Linked DNA regions of Homo sapiens: region 2 is linked to region 1. A link is a contact called in ENCODE Hi-C data. All regions are on one chromosome and are shown on one strand. The core of a region is the stretch at or near the end of the contact, and the rest is flanking DNA. Distances in the headings are between cores, read along the strand shown. Region 1 holds the start of KIT (KIT proto-oncogene, receptor tyrosine kinase). Region 2 holds the start of GSX2 (GS homeobox 2).

Region 1 (6,729 bases), core at 3,283-5,782:
ACGATAATTATGGCTAACACATATTGAGCCTGTACTATGAGGCACCACTCTAAAAGTTTTACATGTAGCAACACATTTACTGGCACAGAGAGGTTAAGTAATCTGCCGAAAGTCACAGAGCTAATAAGTGGCAAAACTAGGATGGACAATGAAAGCTCAAAAAGGTTAAACAATTTGCTCTAAGGCCATCAAGCTGTCAGTCATGAAGCCATCAGACCAACACAAGGTAGGCCGGCCTGTCTCCTCCCACTTGTCATCTGCCTGGTCCCAGGGGCATATTTGGATTCCTGCACTCACCAGGGCCCAGTGGGGAATGCCTAAGGGATGGCAGGATAAAGCCCTAGAGCCTAATGCAACCTGAAGAGCACAGGCCTCATCTACAGGGGCCATGACCTTCAATTCTTAAAGAGGAGACAGAAATAGAGATCTTGATTTAAAAAAAATCTCTAGATTGTTTAATATCGCCTCAATGTTTTCTAAAAAGCATCATGTAGGCCAAAGAAAACATGTCTCCTCGGGCTATCAGATTACAACTGCTCTTTACTTATTAAGAGTCTTAGGTCAAAAGATGAGCTGTATGATCACATCCAAAAAATGTCAGAAATCAGAGCTGCTGGGCCAAGCCGACTCAACTCAATTCCTCTCTATGACTCAACTCAATTCCTCTCTAAGTACAACAAAGATTTACACTGGATTTGCCCTCCAGGCAAACTTTTACCTCCTCTAACTCTTCCCCAGGCCTTCTTCAATCCGGACTTATAGCTGTGGCAATATCTATTCAAGTTACCAAAACTGCACATGAAATTTGCATATTTGGATTCCTGCAAATGTCATTCAATCTCAACTTTTAAAAGTTACCGCACATTAATGCAGCAAAAGAAAGCATTTCCCACATCCTAGCCTGCCAACTCTTAAACTACATTCATTCTGAAGAAAAAGCTGCCACAGCCTTGACCACTACCTTGAAGGGGTCCCCACACTGCAGGCCAGCTCTGAGAATTCCGCTAGAGACACCGAGGTTCATTTCCTCGTGTCCTTCTTTAATCAGCTGGAAGAGACTTGAGGAAATGAGTCAAAACCCTAAGGGTAACTTCGAAGGGCTGTCAACAACAGCAGCAAAATTCATCACCACCACAACATCTGTACATAAATGTTCTCCAAGGGAAGCCCGCAGAATACTTGGCACATTTCTGATGAGAATTTCTTTTGGGAGAAAAAATGGCTTTGGATGGTAGATTGTCATTATTTCTCACCATGCTATCCAGGGTAAATAGCCAATGACATCAGCCATTATTGGGGGTGTTCTCTTTCACACCTATGCACAAGACCATTTTTATGTTTTGGAGTGGGAGATGGATTTTTAACTGGCTTGCATCATCCTTTTAGAAACAGCTTACCTTCATTTCTGAGGGACGCTAACTGGAATGAGATAGCTAACAACTAAGCCAACATACCACAGGGTCAAATGCCTACAGCCCTTCCTCCAAGCTAAAATTTAATTAATCCTCCCTCCACAAATAATCCGCTTTCATAAGACACGCAATTCTAAATATTTTTCACCAAAATTGGGAAGGTAGTGACATTGGCCATCCTGTATTCCCAGAACTTCCAACAATCCCTGGCACATAGTAAAAACTCATTAAATATTTTTGAATGAGTCTTACAACAGATTCTGGTGAATCATGTGAATGGCTATAGAGCTGGGCACATGCAGCCAATCTCATCAGGCTTCACCACTGATGATTTAGGGCTTATCCTTAGCCAGTTTCTCCAGCTGTAAAATGTTAGGGGTAATAATAGTACTACTTCCTAGGCTCATTGAGACTACTAGAAATAGGTAAAGCCCCAAGCAAAAGGCCTGGCACACAGTTTCCAACTGAAGAGCAACAACTATGTACACCACACATGTCATACGAAACTTAAGGCCCATTAGAAAGCATGCTATAAATGCATAGCATTACATGATTTACAGAGTCATGAGAAAAAAAATGGGAATGAGTGGGGGAAAAAACAGAATAGGGATAAATGAATTATCTGGGGTCTCTTATTTCCAGCAGGATAATAATTTAGAGTGCCTTGTGTCCAGCTGCTGAGAATGACTCCAGCCTCACACCTGCAGGAACGAAACGGGGAAGGTATGATTCACTATTCCTAGCAGGTTCATCCTGTTAGGCACAGGAGCTGTAATACTTGGGGGGCGGGGGCCCTCAAAGGGCAATGCAGAGGAATATATGGGAATTGAAGGGCAGTAAGCATAAGCCACAGCTCCTTGCTTCAGTCAGGGGCAGACCGGTCAGATGCACCCATACTCTATGACTTCCCTGTGAGCAGGAGAGGCAGAGGAATTTCAAAGAGGCAGACAGGGGCCAGGGGAATAGTTAAAAAGAGTGCTGAGTCTACACTCAGAACATTGGAGGAGAATTCTGGACCCAAAGGATCCTTCATGATGCAGATGCCTCCTTGTACTCTGGAGGACACTGCGTTTCCCAGAATTTAAGCAACCTGCCCTAAGCAACCTGGCCAAGGGCACGCAGCCAAGAAATGGCAGAGAAACCGAGAACCCAGGGGACAGAGCAAGGCTTTGTCGTTACACCACACTGCCCCCCCAGGAGACAGACCTTAAAATTCCCTTTGCCAAAAATCTATTGGGGAGAAGAAAACCATTGATTCTTTTAATTTTTTAAAAGGGAGATATTCGATGTGGTCTTTCTAGTCTCCTACTAGGTTCTAGTTCACATAGCTTAACTGATATTAAAAAGGTCAAGGCACAAAAACATAAAGACCAGATGTGTTGTTTTAAGCTAGGTGATCAAATCCTCCAGAGAATCCGAACACTCCCTCGTGACCCCTGCTGACCCCTCCTGCTGCACAGGGGTCCAGATGCAAGGCCTCTCTGCCCCCCACAGGAAAGCCCTCACAATAGTTACAAGTCCAGGACGCTGCAGACTGCGCCTGGAGACTTTATAGAGAAACTGACCGGTAGTCGACAGTCTCAAAACCGTTCATTGCGCCGCTTCCTTTCAAGCGCTTGATTCCAGCTAAGACTCACTTTCTATCCTTACATCATCAGGGTAACCTTAAAGGTTTGTTTTAAAAAATGACCTGGGAGATAGCAGGGCTTCAGGGGTGAGCTGGGCGACCTGCACTCGCCCGCACCAGCGACACCTGGAAAAAAGGGAACGGGAGGCAGGAATCTGACCAAGGGGCTCCAGCAACCTGCAAATCCTTCACCTAAGACCCAGTTCCCGCGCGGATATACCTGGATTTCTGTTATAGCTTTAAGAACTGAGTAGGATTTGCAGAAAGTTCCACGCCATCTCCCACCCCACCCCCAGGCAGCCCTGAAGTATAGAAGTCCCGGGGGCGGGGAGGCGGGCGGTCACGAATCTCAAAAATTTCCGAAGAAAACAGGACCTGCGAATACAGGTCGCAGACACCGGGAACTAGGGGCTTTCAGAACCCGCCAGGCAGGCCGGGCACTCTGGCCGGCGTGCTAGGCGGTTGGAGTCAGGGAACGCAGAGTCCCAGCACGCTGTCCCTTGCCTTCCCGGAGCAGGCGGCAAACACAGCCTCCAGCCGCCCCGGGGCGCGCGGCAGGAATGAAACGGCGCCGCGGCAGAAAGGGGCGAGCACGGGATGTACGAAAGCAAAAAGTCTGCAACCTAGCGGCTGCTTTCCACACGCCCTGCCCAAGTTGTCCCTGTCGCCACCACCTCCAGGCTCGCGGGAGTCCGGCCCCACAACAGCCCCACGCCGCGCACTCCCAGCGCAAAAGCCTAACCCGGAGGCGGGGAAACGCCGCAGCCTTCGATTGGTCTCCACGGGTGGCGCCGCGAGCAGAGGCGGCAGCGGGTCGGTCCCCAGCTCTGGGCACAAAGAGCGCCTGCGGTTGGAAGGCAGTAGCCGCAGAGCAGAGAAAGGGCTCTCTAACTTTGCCCTCAGCGCGGCGGAGAACCTGCAGGCAGGTCCTCCCGGGCGCCGGTCACACACACGCAACTTTTAACAAAAGGAAGCTGCGGCCGCGCCTCGCACGGCAAGAGAAGGCGCTCGGTGCAAACCCCTGAGCCCCCCGCCTCCGCCCCCCGCGCAACGTCGGCACAAAAGCCACCCCAAACTCGCACGGAGCCTGCAGCCTCGCTCACGCCTAACCCCCTCTTGCTGTCCCCATTCCCGAAGAACCCCGGATTCGCGTCCCCCACCACCAGCAGCTGGGGTCTCCTCGCGCAGGTGAGCGAGGCAGGGCGCCGGAGAGTCCGAGGGCCACCTGGAGTCTCCCCGGAGGCTGGAACGCACGGGCACTGAGGGCCCGCAGTCCTCTCTCCGGATGCACCCTGGCGGGTACCACCCTCCCAGGCACAGGCTTCGCCGAGTAGTCGCACGGTCGGGGTGCCAGCCGCGGTGTCCCACCTGTCTGGACGCGAAGCAGTAGGAGCAGAACGCAGAGAAAATCCCAGGCGCCGCGAGCGCCTCTCATCGCGGTAGCTGCGATGGGATCCGAGCTCTGGTCCACGTTCCAGCTCTCGCCCAAGTGCAGCGAGCGCGGCAAAGCCGAGCCCCCAGAGCCGCGAGCGGCGAGCAGCAGCCCCTCCTCCCAGCGCCCTCCCTCTGCGCGCCGGCCACGCCCCTCCTCGCCTCCCCTCCCTCGCGCCCGCCCGGGTCTCGCTTCTTCCCGGCGGCGTCTGGCCCCTGCTCTTTCGACGTGTTAATGCCGGGGGGCCGTGCCCGCCGGGAGGAGGAGGGCGCGCGCGCCCTCTCTCCCCGCTCTTGACTCCGGAGCCCCTTTCTCTCTCCACCTTTCCACCCCTGGGATGTGGACGGCCAGGCTGAGGCCGTTCCCGGACCAAGGAGGTGCTGCCCGCTCGCTTTGTGAAGCTGGGCACCACGCACACGTTAGGGCACGGGCCCGCCACCTGCCAGGTGCTCCCCAGACAATAAAGGTCGACTGCCCGCCCCTCGAGCACGTTCGGGCGGGAGGAGGCTGGACGCCGCTGCTCGTGGAGGTGGCATGGGGATGGGGAGGGGAGCGTTAGGAAATTGAGCCCCGACATTCCCCTCCAGGCCTGTTAGGAGCTCCTGGCACCGCGGTAAAGGCTGAGCCCGGTTTCGCTAATTGTTTCTGCTCAATTTCTCCACCTGCTTCGTAACCTGTAGGAACACAGTGGGTTCCTATTGGTCGGCGTGGCCTCCGCCCAAGAAGCCCCTGCCGGGACTTGTGTGGAGACAGGGGCGATGGAGGGCGCGTGGCGAAGTTTGCTCTGGGAGCCCAGGTTTTCATACACGTTTTCCCCCCTCCCCCCAACGCTGCCAACCCCAGTAATGATTTCTCTGCCTCTGTAACAGACGACAGTTTTAGGGCTAGGGCTCTTAACTGCCCTTGCCGGTCCCAGGAGCAAAATAAAAGTACAATGATTCTCTTAAGCCCGATTTCACTGCCCAGAAAGTGCCTTACCCACAGTCTCATGGTGGATCCTTGAACGGAAAGCAACAACAGTATCTGTATAGGGGTTAATAGTTCTTCCCCACAGCGACTCGTCTTTTCATGCTCACGATAACAGCTTTGTGAGGAGGGTAGAGCAGGTATGTTTATTATTGTAGTGAGGGAAGACCCAGGGCTTGAACACTTATTGGAAGACCTACTCCAAGAAAGATGAGCTTTCCCTATGCATTCTGATAAACTAATAAGACATCCCTCCTGAGAGCTTAAGAATGGAAAAATAAATGGCAGATGCCCATCAGAAAAAGGGATAGAACAGATACACCTAGACTCTTCTCTGAAGTATCATCCAAAATTTACAGTTGCCCAGCTGCCCCACTTCATTTAATATTGAAAGCTCTCCTGTTGTTTAATAGTGTGAGGACCCAGGTTGATGTAAGAAAAATGATTTTTAAAGCTAATCACTTAAAAATTATCAGTGCTAGAGGGTGATCAAATGATCAATGTGTATAATTGCCTCTCTTTAAATGTAAGTATTTACTCACTCAGCAAGCATTTGTTTAGTGTCTGCTGTGAAGCAAGGAGGAGCTAGGTACCAGGAGTACTATTATTAATAGACAGATATGCAGATGTGGCCCCTGCCCTCACAGTCCTTATAATCAAGTATGGGGACCTACATCCCAATCTCCCAGCAAAAGGTTCGAGTCATGCGGCTGTAGGAGAACTGAAATACCAAAGGTCTCTGTGCTCTGGGCCATCAGATCTCATGTTTTTCTTAGGATGACAGATAAAAGATACCACTCAAAGCAATCATAAGTTTCTGGGATCTTGATTTATTTCTAAAATTCATTTTGTATTGAGAAAAAATCACTATGAGTTAAAATATCAACATTATGCCTGAGAGAGAAAATTTACAATTTTCTTCTTCAATCAGCTGATATTGGAGAGGATAACATCTTCAAAAGAGTGGGTGAAAAGAGACCATATTGCAATTTAATTCTAGGCACGGAACTTCTATCAGGAAAAAAAAAAACTGAATAGGGAGTTATACCATGTTGGACCGTCATTCCTGTTTTTCATTCAGCAAATATCTTTTGAGCACCTAGGTAGGCATAAGACCCACATAAATGAGTAAGACAAAGTCTCTGTCTAGGGGAATTCACAGTCCAGCAGGGAAAATAGGTACTCAAGTAAGAAACTATAATATCTGCTAACAGAGCTTATGTTCAGCCAGTACACACCAATTTGGCCTTATTGGTTGACACAATATTGAAATCCTTCTGTACTGATTACAA
Region 2 (6,476 bases), core at 2,860-5,359, 560 kb after region 1:
GCTCCGCAGGGCCTGGGAGCCGGGGGCCGGGAGAGGCTTAAGAGACTGTGATCGGGGCTAGTCATGGACATAGGGGAGGGCTAAACCCAAGCGCTGAGCCCCAGAGGGGCCGGGCTGGGTAGATGGAACGGGGACCAGAGGAGTCTCCCCACAGCCCAGAGGAAGCTTAGCTTTGGGCAAGAGCGCAAAGAGCTGCAGCAGGCGCTCTTTGTGCTTCTTATTTCCCCTGGTGGAAATAGTCTGCTTAAACTCCTGTTCTTTGCGCCTGCAAACTCCCGTCCTCCCACCTCTGTTCTCGCGCGCGGAGAGGCCTGCTTCTTGGGAAGAAGGGAGACAGAATCTTTTGGAAAGGCAGCCGGCCTGCGCCTCCTCCCTTTCGTGGCGGGCAGGGCGAAGAGCCCGGAGCTCTGCGCGTGAGAGACAGGAGGAAAGAGATCCAGAGGCCTGAGCTTCCCAGGCCAGGCAGTAGTGAGCCGGCTGTCTGGGACCTCTGCGCAGGACAGAGCTCAGCACATTGCACAAAGCGCCGGCAGCTCCCTTTTCAGCCTCACACAGTGCGGGCCCTCCTCCCTATGTCCCTTGACGGAACGAAGAGGGATTTTCCTTCTGAGCCTACTGTGTGTGTGTGTGTGTGTGTGTGTGTGTGTGTGTGTGTGTGTGCGCGCGCGCGCGCGCGCTAAAGACAACACTCAGGGAAAACCGTGTCCAGTTTTAGAACCCCAGCCGTACCTGGTGAGGTTCAGTCCGACCGGCCTCTAGTAACTCAGACCTAAAGCCCTTGTGTATGTGTGTTGTCATTAACTCCTGTGGCTTGAACCTATTGGGTGGCGTCTTTATAGAACCTAATCAGAAATCACACCGGTTGAGGATTAGTGGGGCTCAGCTTGCAGGGAATGAGATCTCTTCGTTTTCCTGTTTCCAGTTTCTTCACTTCTCTCCCTAAGATAACAAGCCCAGGCCGCACTGAGGAGAGAGCCAGTTGCCCTGCTGAGGGAAGAGCTAGAAATAAGTCTTCTCTGGGACCAGGCTTAAAGGAAGTGATTCTGCTAGGCTATGGGAAGGGGGGTGGGCTGGAAGGGACTAGAAGGGAGCCAAATTAACTGAATATTAGGGTGACCGGGAAAAAAAGCCCCAAAACTCAAAGCTCTAAAGGCATCTCTGGGCTGCTTTGAAAAAGTGAGATTATAAATCTTTGAACAGAATACTTCCTGTCCCTGACTTTTTGTTTTCTTAACATTGAGGGAAACCCGCTAATTCTGCTTGTAGCATCGTTATTAAGTTTCCACTGTTTGCTTCTGACCTGTTTGATGGATTGTTGCTCTTCCTAAAACTATTCTGACTCTACAAATTCCTTCACATAATTCAAGTTTTCGTACTGAGAGAAATGAGGAAGTAGAAAGAAGAAAACAAAAACTAGATGGGGGATTTTTACCCTTCCTTGCTAAATAAAGGTTTACCTGTCGTTAATGGTCAGTGTCATTCCAAATGGAGTGATTTGTCCTATCAACTGTGAGGAGGTTGCCTATTTTAAGGATGGAGAGGCACTGCCTGGTAGATGCCATCATGACTAAAGGTGTCTCCTTGGCGAAAGTTCTGTTACATAGAAAACCCATTGAGCCACAAACTCCCTCAGTCAAGAGACCCACATTACCAAGTTCTTACTCAACATTTTCCTCGAATTCCTCAGACAGCTTTTTCCTGCATATGCCTTTCTCTAGACATTGGAGGAGGGGGCAGGAGAAGATAGGGAGAGCAAACACCACAGATTTAAAATTCTGGTTTTTGTTTCATTTATTTAAATAAATATAAATATAAATTTTATATAAACCTATTCACATACAAAGGGACTTCCAGCGACTTAGATTTTAAATTCTCCCCAGGCGAAATTTCAGAAAGCAAGACCTACAAGGTCTAATTTTCTAAATTATTTTCAACTTGGGTGTTTTTGTTTGAAAACGACAACAGAAAATAATCAATAAATCCTGTGTTCTTATCGAGTTCTGAAAGAGAGTAGGGATGGGGAACTGACATGTGCTTTCAAAAACCCCATACAGTGTTAAACTTAAACCAACCCTGTTTTTCCTCTGTTATACGACAAGAATGAGTTGAATTATAGGTTATTTACATTTTTTAAAAAAATCTGTAACTTCAAGTTGGAGTCCTAGATAAACAGGTCAAGAAGGAGACGCGAAGGGTCAGGTCCCGGCTTGTCCATTCCAGAACTTCCAGGTTCGTTTCTTCTCCAGATGGGACCACTGCAATGAGCAAGGATTCTGGCCCCTGGGTGCCCCACGCCTTGGCGTTGCCTGGTCTGCCAGGAGCGGGGGATGTGAGGGAGGAGGCCCTCCCTCATAAGGGGGAAATCTCCTTGTCATCGTTGGCTGAGGCCGGCGACAGGGAGTCCTCATCCTCGGAGCGCGCGTAGTGCACCTGGCTCCCGACGCACTTGCAGCCCGCGTGACTGTTCCTCTGCGTGCCCTTCCCCTCCTTCTTGTGCTTCACTCGGCGGTTCTGAAACCAGATTTTCACCTGCTTCTCCGACAGGTTCAGGTAAGTGGCGATTTCAATCCTCCGGAGTCGAGACAGGTACATGTTGGAAGAGAATTCTCTCTCCAGCTCCAGGAGTTGCGTGCTAGTGAACGCCGTCCTCATCCTCTTGCCATTGGGTACCTGGCTGGCGTCAGAGCCTCCTGCGGACCGGCGAAGAGAGGGTAGAGAGGTAAGGCTCGGGCAAGGTGCTCCCACCCCATGTGCTAACCAGGACGCATTTCAGGGACCCACCCGGGGAAGCCCAGCCGAACATCTGTATCCCTTTCCCATTTCAAGGCACGTGGTTGCTTAGCGGGGAAGAAAAGAGACGTGCAAAGCAAATAAAGGTCTTCGATGCGCAGGATGCGAAGTCACAGGATTAAAGAGGGATGGGGGCTTGCACTATCTGATCGCCTCCCTTTGAGCCAAGCGGAGAAGCGCGCAGGCTTAGCCAAAAACGTCAAGACGCTTTAGCCGCCCCGACGCGGGGATGCCACACAGGTTCAAACACACCCACCCCAAATCCCAAGCAGTTAACCTCTGGTTTATCCGCCGTGACGTTCGAGGTCCCTAAGGCCCCAGTATTAATAAGGCAATACTCGAGCACCTACTACTAGGAGTAAAACGCACCAGGCTGAGTGGAGAAGCTGGCAAACTAACTTCCACTTTCGTGGAACTTCTGTGGCTGACTCTACGGTTACACTAAAAGCCCGTCCTCTCTCTTCACCCTGTCCCCGGGCTCCCACTTCCTCCACTGGAGGTGGAAAGTTTGCTCCAGGAGCGCGAAAGGCGCGGAGCGCAGGTGCCCCAAGACCCCGCCCTACCCATGGTGAGGCAGTGGAATCTCCGCGGGTCCGCCACGTTGTAGGTGGTGGCGGTGCAGACAGGTGCGTGGTGCTGCGGGTGCCCCAAGGCCGCCGCGGCCGCCGCCGCCGCTGCTGCTGCTGCCGCCGCCGCGGCCGAGCCAGGCTGCTGGGGCTGATGATGGTGATGGTGGTGCTGCGGCGGGTGGTGGTGATGATGCGCATGGTTCACCCGCGGGCAAAACTGCGCGTCCCCAGGAGCCGAAGAGAACTGGCCCTTAAGCAGAGGCAGTGCCCCTGCGGCCCCTGCCACCCCACTGCCTCCGGCCCCGGTAACCCCGGCCCCTGCGCCCCCGCTGCCGGCGCCCACAGACCCCCGAGAGGAGTGCAGGTGCGAAGTGACGCAGAGAGGGCACACGCAGAACGCGCCGCTCTTGCGGGACGGGCAGCCGGGGCCGGACACGGACATCACCAATGGGGGCGGCATGCCAAGCGGGATGAAGAAATCCGGCCCGGGGTGCGGTTCAGGCAGCGAGGGCGCAGGCCGTGAGGTGTCCTTGATGATGAGCGAGTCGACATAGAAGGAGCGCGACATGTCGAGAGGGGTGGGTGGCTGGAAGCCCCGGCAGTTCGCGGCGACCCCTCTCCTCTAGTGTTCTAAGCTCTGCCCTGGGAGCCGCGCAGACACGGGCAGTCAAGCCCTTGGGGACGCAGAGGTGTTGGCGTCTGGGCTGGGAACAAAGGGGTCCCCGGAGAGGGCTGGTCCTCACGTCCCCCGCCCGGCGCCCCGGCTCGGGTATTTTATAGCCCCCCACCCTGGCACGTGATGCTGCGGAGTACCGCTCGGCTCAGGCTCCTCGGCAGCTCCGCACCCTCGGGATAGGCTGCCCGAGTCACAACAGAAGCCGCGAGGAGGGGCGGGCGCGCGGCGGGGAAGAACTCGGGGGAGGGGGATGGGGGAGACTTTGCAAAGTGTAGGTTTTGTTAATTTCCCGGGGAGGCCGGCCTCCTCCCCCTCTTTCTCCACGCTTTACTGAGAAATCACAGCGCTGCATCCTCCATCCCACCCCCTCTCGCTACCCTGGCCGCAGCCCAACTCTTCCCCACGCCCCACCGCAAAGCGTACCAGGTGGGGACTTGGAGGCTTATTTAATAGGAATGCTCAGTGTTTCCAGCTCCTCTGTGGTAGGGGTGGCTGCGGCGCGGTGAAGTGTGAGGCCTGCGGTTTGGAGCAGGATTGTGCGGGCGACGGACTGGCAGTCGTCCAGTCCCTGAGCGCAGCTCTGGCCACGGTTACACCTACCCCTGTCCACAGCTTTTGGACTTGGCAGAGGTCATTCAGGTGGTTAGTTCAGGACTGTCCGGCGCAGAACTGTGAGGCCTCCCAGCTAAGAAACCGTCAAGCTTTTCATGCTGATGTTCGACAAGGTCTGAAGTGTCTTTGTACTTGGGGCCCTCCTGGGGCCACTCAGACCAACGACCCTTCCTTGTTTCCCTTTCTGATCGGCACCTCCCACTTCCGCAGAGAGAGAGAGATGTTGAAGAGTCACCCTTTTCTTTCTCCAAGTAGTAACACCATGGCATTCCAGGGCAATCCTACAAACTCCATCCTGAAGATTTTGGAGGGAGGACCTCAAACACCAAGCCCTCCTAAAGACGCAGCAGGGATTAGATAGACCTTCGCTCTGGGTCTGAGGATTTCCTGTCCCTCATTTTTACCAATCATGGGCAGCTTAGCAAGGCTAACCAGGAAGCACTCTTTCCTCTGCATCTTAAGAACCTAAAAAGGATGAAGAGGATTCAGCCATCCAGGGAATCTTGCCTCTGATTGGCAGAAGTGGCTTTGTAAGGGAACTCTCTCTGGTCCATGGAAGTCTTGCACACCCCTTACTGCCCGAGAGAGGGTGGCTGCCAAACTATTGGGACTATTTATCTTCGGAGAAGGCAAGGCAGCAGAGGTGGCCATTTTCTCTCTTCATTTCCCCCTGCAGAAAAGCGGGCTGGGGCCATGTGGTTGGGCAATAGTTAGAAGTCTGATCCTTTTTCCAGAGCAGCTAACTTCAATCCTGAGTTCATGATGGTGCTAAGAAACTTAGAGACAGGACTCCCTCCACCTGAGAGAACAAGGTGCCCAAATCCAGGAGAGCACTAGCTAGAGGCACGGCTCTATCTTTCCATCCTCTGTCTTCCCCTCTCCATCTCTGTGACAGTCTCTCTTGCCTGCTAGAGAAGTGTAATTGGGTTGTAGGGATGCCCGGCTCTGGGGAGCCCAGGATTTATGGATGGCAATTAAAGTTTTATGAATTGCAGCTGAGGCTGGTTATTGAGCTATTTGAATGTGATTAGAATTCAATTAGAAAGCGGTTAGTGGACGGTGGGTCTCTGGAGTGTAAACAGACAGCTATTCCAGAAATGTGCTAATCCAACATCTTGTGACAACAATTAAGGAGTCTCAGGGCTTAACATGGGGCAGCTCAGCTGTAACTACTTTTGTACCACAAGGTCTGCAGACGCTCAGGCTCACCCCAGCCCGCCCTTGTTCATGACTGGAGGATCTAGGCAATCCCCGAAATCATTTCAGCCCCAAGAAGAAGGCTTGGAGCCACTGATGGAGAATGGCAATAAAAAACATACCCTGCTGAATGGCAGGATATTTTTTACAGTCCTAAACTGTCCAAATAGATGACTCGATTCCCCCCATTCACTTTGCAACTATACAAGCATATATAGATATAGATACAGATACTCTTTAAGAATAATAGCTTTCTCTCTTTTCCTCCTCTGGGTTAGGTCCCAGGTTATCCACAGTCTGTTTTGGGCTGATGGTTTGAGTCACAATGTTCCCAGCAGTTTGGGATGTGTTCAGAGGAAGAGCTCCTATGCTAAAGTCCTAGAAATCGCACCCATGTGCAGACCATTTTACCTTAGAGAATCTTAACTATGCAAGAGGCTTGTGCATCTTATTCAATTTGTGTCTGACTGTGGAAACTTTCATTTTTCAGTGCCAAGGAGTTTTGAGAAATGTGAGGGGCTCATGGGGTTTCCTAAAGACTTCAAGGGGAGCAGTGGTTTCAGACCAGGCTGAGGCTGAAAGCAAGACCATGTCTGAAAAACTTGACCCTTAGGGTACTTGGTTAATTCCTT

Evidence for each region. A loop is a pair of places that touch in the nucleus more often than their neighbours do. Pooled maps may share reads with other maps.
Region 2: a loop to region 1 is called in a map with no recorded cell type, with 6 times the contacts of the local background. The contact joins the promoter of GSX2 here to the promoter of KIT in region 1. A Hi-C loop is called at or near these places in 2 of 37 single-sample maps with no recorded cell type and 5 of 50 pooled maps.

What each region holds. Positions count from the first base shown.
Region 1 is chr4:54,655,760-54,662,488 of GRCh38, reverse strand. It overlaps KIT (KIT proto-oncogene, receptor tyrosine kinase), which reads right to left and starts at 4,532. Exons shown (of 21, transcript NM_000222.3): 1 at 4,408-4,532. The coding sequence starts at 4,474. RefSeq lists a silencer at 4,953-5,247.
Region 2 is chr4:54,097,796-54,104,271 of GRCh38, reverse strand. It overlaps GSX2 (GS homeobox 2), which reads right to left and starts at 4,109. Exons shown (of 2, transcript NM_133267.3): 1 at 3,354-4,109; 2 at 1,774-2,690. The coding sequence starts at 3,927. The coding sequence ends at 2,350. RefSeq lists enhancers at 1-285, 286-1,061, 1,893-2,682, 2,683-3,474, 3,475-4,265.